Regions from separate parts of the Homo sapiens genome. Here region 2 is linked to region 1. A link is an interaction called in ENCODE POLR2A ChIA-PET data of the cell type or tissue named here. Cell type or tissue: GM12878. All regions are shown on one strand. Each heading gives the region's core, and the rest is flanking DNA. Links, peaks and the distances in the headings are about the cores only.

Region 1 (4,397 bases), core at 78-4,077:
GTTAGTTATTATTAGAGTAGGTCTGTATTAAAAGCTAGTTTGGCTCTCAGTATGCCCCCTTTGCCATGTGATGCCCTGTGCCACCTCGGGACTCTGCAGAGAGTCCCCACCAGCAAGAAGGCCCTCCTGAGATGTTGCCTCTTGACCTTGGACTTCATAGCTTCTAGAACTGTAAGAAATACATTTATTTTTTAAATAAATTACCCAGTATCAAGTATTCAGTGATAGCAACAGAGAATGGACTAAGACAAATGGTAAGGAGTTTTCTAGAAAGTGGGATAGGACATGTTCCAGACAAAGATTATATCATGTGTTGAAGAGTGACAGCTTGAAATCATATGCAATCCCTGGGGAATCAGCAGCTCAGTATGGTTAGATTGTTGAATATGGGGGCAGGAAGGAGAGGTGGAAGAGGAGGTCCAAGTCTGAGCTTAGTATTTTTGGCTTAAAAGTGGGCATCTCATCCATTAAACTGCAGTGGTGTTCAAGCTTGGATCCATGTTAGAAGCACCTGAGGAGCTTTTCAAAAATATGGCTGGGCCCCATCTCAGGTCAATTAAATCATCTTTGGAGGTTACAGTTAAATAAAAATGGTTCAAAATATTGTAGATCACCGGGCGTGGTGGCTCACTCCTGTAATCCCAGCATTTTGGGAGGCTGAGGCCGGCAGATCACTTGAGGTCAGGAGTTCGACACCAGCCTGGCCAACATGGTGAACTGTCTCTACTAAAAATACAAAAATTAGCTGGGCATGTTGTCAGGTACCTGTAATCCCAGCTACTCGGGAGGCTGAGGCAGGAGAATTGCTTGAACCCAGGAGGCAGAGGTTGCAGTGAGCTGAGATCACGCCACTGTACTCCAGCCTGGGCAACAGAGCGAGACTCTGTCTCAAAAAAAAGAAAAAAAAGCCCAGGGACTGATACGTTCTAAAATCTTCCATGTGATTCTAATGAGTAGTTTTGATTGAAGACCACTGCTTTGAAGGGTTTCATACAAGGAAGTGATGCCCAGATTTGTGTTCCCAAGATTCCTTTTGGCTGGAGAGCAGATTAGAGGAGAGACCAGTTAGCATGCTCCTGCCATGGTCTAGGCAAGGCAGGCGAGGCCAGAATTAAGGCATTGTCTGTGGGGTAAGGGGAGGGGATAATGTGAAAGACACTTGGGTTGACCAGATCTTTGTGACAAAATTCCTTTGAGGACCTTTTAAGATTAAGATGGAACAGGTACCTTGGGACGGTTAATGCTGAGAGAAAACTCCGAATGCTTCTGTTTAAAGAGGGTGGTGGCCACAAGCCTCTGTTGGTGCAACTTCATACATGGAAAGACTTTCAGCTGTCCTGTACTCACTTCCTCTGATTTGTCATCCCTGTCCTCTTGCAGGGATCATTATTCTGCCTGCCTAGAGTACAACACAACATGGGCCATGGACTCACATTGCCTTGGGTTTGAATCTTCGCTGTGCTCTTAGGGTCACAGGAGTTAACCTCTCTAAGCCTTAGTTTCTCCACTTGTATGATGGAACTGATGCTTCTTCTCTTGTAAGATTACTGTGAGAATTCAGTGGGATAAAGTACATGCAAATATGAGTCCAGAGCAGAAGGCCTGGCCCACTGCAGACACTCAGTGATTGATAACTCATGTCTTATCATTTTTGCAGCTTACCTGCCTTAGTGACAAATTGACAGTTATCTTTATTTTATTCCCACTGTTCCCCATCTGACTTGCCCTTGTCTAGCCCATTTCAGGTCAGCCCACCCATGCTGATGATCCAGTCTTGTCATCTTCCTGCCTGACCTAGTTTGGGTTCAGCCCTGCTGGGGAGATAGTGCCCTCATGCCTGGGCCACATGTGGCATAACACAGCAAGAACTCTTTATTGTTCTGAAATGTTTACTTGCCCAGCTACCTAAAAGGTTATAAGCACATTGAGGACAGGGAATGGATTTCATTTGTCTTTGTTTGCATTTTATTTATTCATTGACTCCATTCATTCATTTAACAAATAGCCATTGAATATCAACTCTATTGTAGGCCCTGGCATATATTAGTGAGCAAGATGGGCAAATTTATTATACCCTTGTTTTGAACTTATAGTATAATGAGGGAGATAATCATTAATCAAATAATCATAAAATAAATGTTAAATTACAGCCAGCACAACATCTGATTTGGGTAGTTGCTCCAGAGAAGTTTGCTGACTCTGAATAGAGAAAGCACCTTGAACAGATAAAACCGTTCCCTCCTTGTATGTGAAGAACCCAGGACCAACCTGGTAGCCAGGCAGTGTCAGTGAGGGAAGCAGACCTCTGCCTCAGAGTTCTCTAGAGATCCTAGTTCCCCACTCTTACCCTCAGAGCCTTCTCAGTTTGAACCTCCAGAGTGCAGGGCCTCAGAAGCTACATGTGTTAGCAGGCATCCTGGGGTGTTCTCATGCCACTGAAGTCTGTGAACCACTGCCTGTGAGACACAATGAGAACTTAAAAAAAAATAGCCTTAATGAACTGAAGAGTCATTAGCTGTACCCAAGACTCCCCCTGGGAAAGTACCTTTGTTCTGGTGGACCTAGGTGGGGCGGTAGCTTTGACGTCTGCTTGGTTCCCCACTTCCTTGTCTACTCGTAACTGAACACTGGCAGTTAGTGGTTGTCAGATATTCTTTTAGCACAAACATTCCACATTTTGGCACACACTGAGTCTCTGTCACACAAGCACCAGACTGACCCAATGCCAAACAACTAGCCTTCATTAAACGCTGCCTCTTCTGTGAATGCAGGCTCAGGGACCAGACCACTTTGATTTTAATCCCAGATATGCTACTTTCTAGCCGAGACTTTGGGCAAGAAATTCTCTCTATGCCTCCCCTTATATGTAAAATCAAGATAGTAACAGTACCTACTTAGAATATGGTTGTGAGAATTAAATGGAATAATACAAGTGACTTAATTGTCAGAGCGATGAGCACATCAGAGGTCCTCAATGGAGACTACCTGCTTTAATGAAGATATGTCCTATGGAAGGCCCTTAGCTATTAGTGTATTATGGTCACTGAACCAGTACTCTGCAGGATTTCCAGCTTCTGTTAAAGGGTAATGACCTTTCCTCATGCATCTGCTTTTTCAAAATGAACAAAAGTGCTGTTCTTAGATAAGCATTTGTGATTTTATCTTTTTATGGAGACTTTGGAAAGATTTGCTCTGATTTCCAACCTCGAATACTCTTGGAAAATATCTGTATTATTTTTACTCTATTGGATTTTAATGTGTGTTTTAGAAAACAACATCTGCAGATAGATGGTGTTGCACAACAATGTGAATATCCTTAATACCACAAAACTGCACTTAAAAATGGTTACAATGGTAACTTTTATGTTATGTGTGTTTTACAGCAATTAAAAAATAAGACAATAACAGAACTGTGGTTTGTATTAAAGATCTAGTAACTCTAATTAAAGAAAAAGGAAAGGAAGAAAATGGTCTCTAAATGTTTATAGGCCCTACTAGCATCTCTGTAGCTAATCTGGTTTGTTTATAGAGTACTAGAGTCTTACTCAAAATTATAAGCTTTGTTTATAAACCCAAGCTCACTGAGACAGACTGATGAGGCTGCTGAAGTTACCATTAAAGCTACAGGAACTTTTAAGAAAGTTTTTGAAGACACACTGTGTCTGAAGGGACCATGAAAAGTTAATGATCATACTTGCCTGTGTTACCAGATGTCTTAGTCTGTTTTGTGTGGCTGTAACAGAATGTGACAAACTTGGTAATTTATAATATAAAGAACAGAAATTACTTTTCTCACAGTTCTGGAGGCCAAGAAGCCCAAGATCAAGGTGCTGGCAGGCTTGGTGTCTGGTAAGGGCCTGGTCTCTGCTTCCAAGATGATGCCTTGAACTCTGCATCCTCTGGAGGGAGGAATGCTGTTCCTCACAATGGCAAAAGAGTAGGAGATAGCAAACTCACTCCCCAAACCCCATTTAATTGTGGCATTAATCCATTTAAGAGGGCAGAGTACTTGAATACCTAAATACCTCCCACTAGGGCTCACCTCCTGATGCTGATGCATTGGTGATGAAGTTTTCAACACATGAGTTTTGGAGGGGAAAACAGTCAAACCACAGCATCTGTCTTATGAGCTTTTTGGGGATGGTGTAGGACAACTCCAGTGGTACTACTTTATATTAGACAATGAATATTAACCTCTTTTAGGGCTGGAAGGAATTTAGGAACCATCCAGTTCCAACCCCCTCATTTATCCATTTGATTCAATAATGATCTGTTGAATTCTTTCTCTGTGCCTAATGTATAGTAGGATATACCATCGTGGATGCTGTATATACTGTGGTAAACAAAGTAGACCTGCCCTCATGTAGCTTACAATCTAATAATAAAGATAGATATTA
Region 2 (4,397 bases), core at 77-4,076, 460 kb after region 1:
CAACAGTGTGCTGTGTCAGTTTACAGTTGCCATGGCAACACTCAAAGGTTACTGCCCCTTTCCATGGCAATGACCCGACAACCTGGAAGTTACCATCCTCATCCTAGAAATTTCTGCATAAACCACGCCTAAAAGTGGGCATAAATATGAATGCTGCACTATCTCTGAGCTGATGCTCTGGGCACACTGCCTATGGCGTAGAACCTCTGCTGCTGCTGTACACCGCTGCTTCAATAAAAGTTGCAGTTTAACACCACTGGCTCACCCTTGAATTCTTTCCTAGGTGACGCCAAGAAGGCTCCCAGGCTAAGCCCCAATTTGAGGGCTTGCCTGTCCTGCATCAAACCTGCTATATACTGTAAGATGGTAGTTTTACTTACAAATGTCAAACATATAAAAAATATTTGTGTTTCATTTAGGACTCTTTTAACTGCAAGTAACAGCCCAACTCAGGCTGGATTTAAAAAAAGGAAATTGTTGGTATATCCAAATGTGCTGCATCTGAGCAGGCTGCAGAGTTTAGGAACCAAACACTATGGCTAGGACCATTTTTTTTCACTCTGTGTGAGTCGTAGCTAATTTATTCCTTAAAGGTGGCCAGCTGGCTCTGGCTCAGTGTGCTGCTGGATCTAGCTCATATCAACTATTCAGAGAAAATTGTTAAATTTTCAGAAAGTTTGTGAATCTATTGTTAACACAGCCATTATTTGAAAAAAATAAATTATATAAGATTATAATTCAATAAATTATATTTTTAAAATGTTATAAATACTCAAAATTCATGTCTTCCTATTTTACATTTTATATTTTCTATGCTCTTGAGGTGAGTTTCATCTATTGTACTTACGTCTACAATGGAAATACTATGATGGTCAGCAACATTATGTTAGAGCTTGAAATCAGCATGACGGAAGTGTTTCCACCACACGAATTGGCAAATGCTACAAATCAGAGTTGTTTTTCGAGAGCCAGTTGTTAAATATTCACCACCACCATTCCAGCTGCCCCGGACTCACAGCCCCTCAGGTTCAAGTACAGCAGGATAAAGATGGCACCCTCAAAAGTAATGAGATTCACCCTGATTGGATATTTTGTCTGTCTTTCCATCTCTGAGCCAAACACCAAAGCCAGAGGGAAAGTAATACCCTATCCTCCATCCTAGAGCTAGGTTAGTACACACCCAAGCCTATATATATAGGGTGATCACTCCATGACTATCAGGAGATGTCACTGGAAGAAGGGAAAAATGGCTGCTGGGGAAACGTCAAAGTATATCCACCATAGTTGTCAAGCAGTAGCTTACACATGGTCTCAAGGGCTCCTTCTTTCATTCCTCATTGATAAGAGGCATGTGGTTCTGGACCAATGAAGCTCTGGTAAATGGGGTGAGATGGGCAGGTTCTGGTGCAGATCTCTTCCCCATAACCCCCAACCTCTCTTTTTGGTGGGATGATGTCCCCGCTGTCTTCTCCCTCAGGCCTGTTTTTTTTTAATGCTCACAGCTTGGCTCCAACTTAGATGAATGGAGCATGCATTTATAGGTTGTGTAGGTTCCTGAGATTTTTTAAAAAATGAATTTATTTCTTCCTTTTGAGGGGTTCCTAGTCAAATGGAGGAGACATATACAAATAAATAATAACCAAATGATGTAAAGTGTGCTTTCACAGACATATGGAAAAGCTGCACTGGGGAAGTTCAGAAAATTAGGGACAGACTCCCAGAGAAGAGGACATACGTGAGCTGGACCTTTACATCCAAATAGGTTTCCTGTGTGGCTAGAGGAGCACAGAGAAGATGTTCCATTCCAAAGGAACACAGAGAGCTAAGGTACCACAAGGTCACCTGGGTTCCTTTACTCCACCCTTTTTCCAACACCCTAGACACCCTAGAAAGATTTCCCTTCCTCTCTCACTCTCTTTACCATTCTGAGCCAAAATAGAACCCAAACATGGGAGCGACACAAAAGCACTGCTGAATGCAGACTGGTGTGGAGGATGAAGAACATGCCCAGGCTTTAAACTGAACACGCAAAGAGCCTGGGCCATTGGAAGGACCCACAGGCACCTTGGAAATCCCCAGCTGCCTCCACCACAACATCAGGTGAAATCCATTCCTCTTCCAGTATAAGCATTCAAGGCCAACCATTCCTTGCTTTGTTAGCTTTTCTTTTTGGCTCAATTACTGTATCAGCACAGAATCATTTTCTATTTTCATCTCCAGGGCAGACGTTTCTCCAACAGTCTTTTGAGCCTGGGGACCAAAACACCATTTATAGCTTTGCTTCTATGGGAAAAAGTGCTTTTAAGTACCAAACAACTGACTTACAAATAAATGATTAAACTCAACTGCCCTTAAGCAATGAGCTTCCTGTAATGTTTTGCACAGTTCAGTGCCAAAGGCTAATGTGTGTGTGTATGTATGTGTGTGTGTTTTAACATTTCTAAATATGGGCGCCAGGTGTTGCATTTTCAGACTGACCGAGTGTAACTTTTTTCTTCTTAAAGCAACAGAGTCGTTTTTTTTTAGTGAACATGTATCTGTTTAAAAGAAAAGGTGAAAGAAATGGCAGGGGCCACAAAAGAAAAGCAACACTGAAACTTTAGTGGAGAAAGATATATTTGCACCATATAAGAAAAGAGGTTAACTTATTTTTAAAACTTTATTATTACAGATTAAGGCAAGCCTGCAACCATAGGGAAAGTTCAAAGATCAAAACCTCCTGCACAGCTTGGTTTTACTTTGAGTCCAGCGACCCAAAGAGATCTCCACGATGAGGTTTCTAGTCTCTTTCAAAGCAAGCCCAGATGAACAAAAATTTTAAAAGCATGCTGTGAAGATAGTACATAAACTGTGTCCCCGATAAATCAGTATCAGGGTGACCCCATCAGAAGGAGTGACCATGCAAATTGCTTTTTTGCATCAAAAGAAGACGACAGGGCTTAGTGCTTGATTCATTTCAATCTCCCACTCCTTGATTCCTCTCTGTTTCTTTTCTATACCCTTGACTGATCTTCTGTTCTCAGTCTTTTCGTTTCTCTCTCACTTCCTCTAACAGCAGGATATGATATAGTGAGAATTAATACTCCCAAACAAAAAAAATTAACTATAGTTTTTTTTATCCTTTCAAAACAAAACCATTTCTTTACTGCTGTTCTTTCAAGATTCATGATGTTTGTGTATACTGGCATGATGAAGCATTTTTCCCTGTATGCATTGGTATATGATTTTTCTATATCCCTGAATGGTAGGTATTTTAATAATACTGATAACTATCAAATTTTTTAAAACTTGCTTGTGGCCAGGCATGGTGGCTCACGCCTGTAATCCCAGCACTTTGGGAGGCCGAGGTGGGTGGATCACCTGAGGTTGGGAGTTCGAGACCAGCCTGGCCAACATGATGAAACCACATCTTTACTAAAAATACAAAAAATAAGCCGGGCCTGGTGGCAGGCGCCTGTAATCCCAGCTACTCGGGAGGCTGAGGCAGGAGAATCACTTGAACCCAGGAGGCAGAGGTTGCAGTGAGCCGAGATCAGGCCACTGCACTCCACAGCGAAACTTCATCTCTAAATAAATTAATTAATTAAATTAAATTAAAACATAAAAACTTGCTTGTGTTTTTGAACAAAGTCCAATATTTCATGGAGAGCAGGACTGGCTATGTATGTTGTGAGATCCAGTGCAAAATGAAGATGTGAGTCCCCTTCTTCAAATTGTGAGACAAGGTGAGAGTCTTCTGAATGTAGGGCCCTCTGTGACTGCACAGGTCCAGGTCCATGGAGCGGGCTCTGTGGGTGGGTTTTTATTCATGAGAGCACACACACACGGACACACGTACAATTCTCTAGACTAGTATAGAATTAACCAAAATTCACCATGAAAATTAAATCACGTGACCCCCATCAAAAAGGCCAAAGTATCCTGTGCTGGTTTCCAGTATACTTCTTGAGAATTCACTTACCATCATTGACAGAGAGAAAATATTGTTGTAATTCGTTACAGCACCAGGACCAACTGATGAGTGGGATGTTTTGGGTAACTTGTTTCCAAATTTTTAAAACTTAATAAGCATACGCAAAATGTGCTCGACAGAAAAGGAATTTTAGAGCCACCTTTCCCTCAGGGCTGGGAGCATTTGTAATACTGCGTGTGGAGGGCTCCAGCGCAGGGAACCATGATTGACAGCAGCCACCATGTGATGGATGGATGACCAGATTGATGTATTGATAAGGCCAGGCTTGCAGAAGAGAACTCTGAAGAGCAGGTTTTTCTGGTTCCAACAAATTAAATCACAGTCACATTTTTCTTCAATTAGTGACCCATATCTGTTTTCACTTTCTCCCAATCCTTCTGCTGGTCCCATGGATGCCCCCTCCCCCTTAAGCCCCCACTCATTG

What was found. ChIA-PET counts read pairs that join two places held together with the same protein. Peaks named below come from ENCODE experiments on the same cell type or tissue, not always from the same donor. Only the 100,000 strongest peaks of a DNase experiment are listed, where the experiment ranks them.
Region 2: POLR2A ChIA-PET joins it to region 1 with 7 read pairs; 2 of 35 experiments call an interaction of 5 or more read pairs at or near these places.

Annotation. Positions count from the first base shown.
Region 1 is chr10:95,829,913-95,834,309 of GRCh38, forward strand. The region is part of intron 2 of ENTPD1 (ectonucleoside triphosphate diphosphohydrolase 1); the gene reads left to right. The region is part of intron 4 of ENTPD1-AS1 (ENTPD1 antisense RNA 1); the gene reads right to left. Among named protein-coding and RNA genes, the nearest start is that of CC2D2B, 76 kb to the right of the region's middle. RefSeq lists enhancers at 1,544-1,603, 2,769-3,008. In GM12878, for the core only: no CTCF peak of the experiment used is centred there; a DNase peak (open chromatin) is centred at 2,479; H3K4me3 peaks cover 665 bases; H3K27ac peaks cover 4,000 bases.
Region 2 is chr10:96,285,513-96,289,909 of GRCh38, forward strand. No RefSeq gene overlaps it. Among named protein-coding and RNA genes, the nearest start is that of BLNK, 16 kb to the left of the region's middle. RefSeq lists enhancers at 1,965-2,184, 2,695-2,864. In GM12878, for the core only: no CTCF peak of the experiment used is centred there; DNase peaks (open chromatin) are centred at 2,389 and 2,949; H3K4me3 peaks cover 2,075 bases; H3K27ac peaks cover 3,289 bases.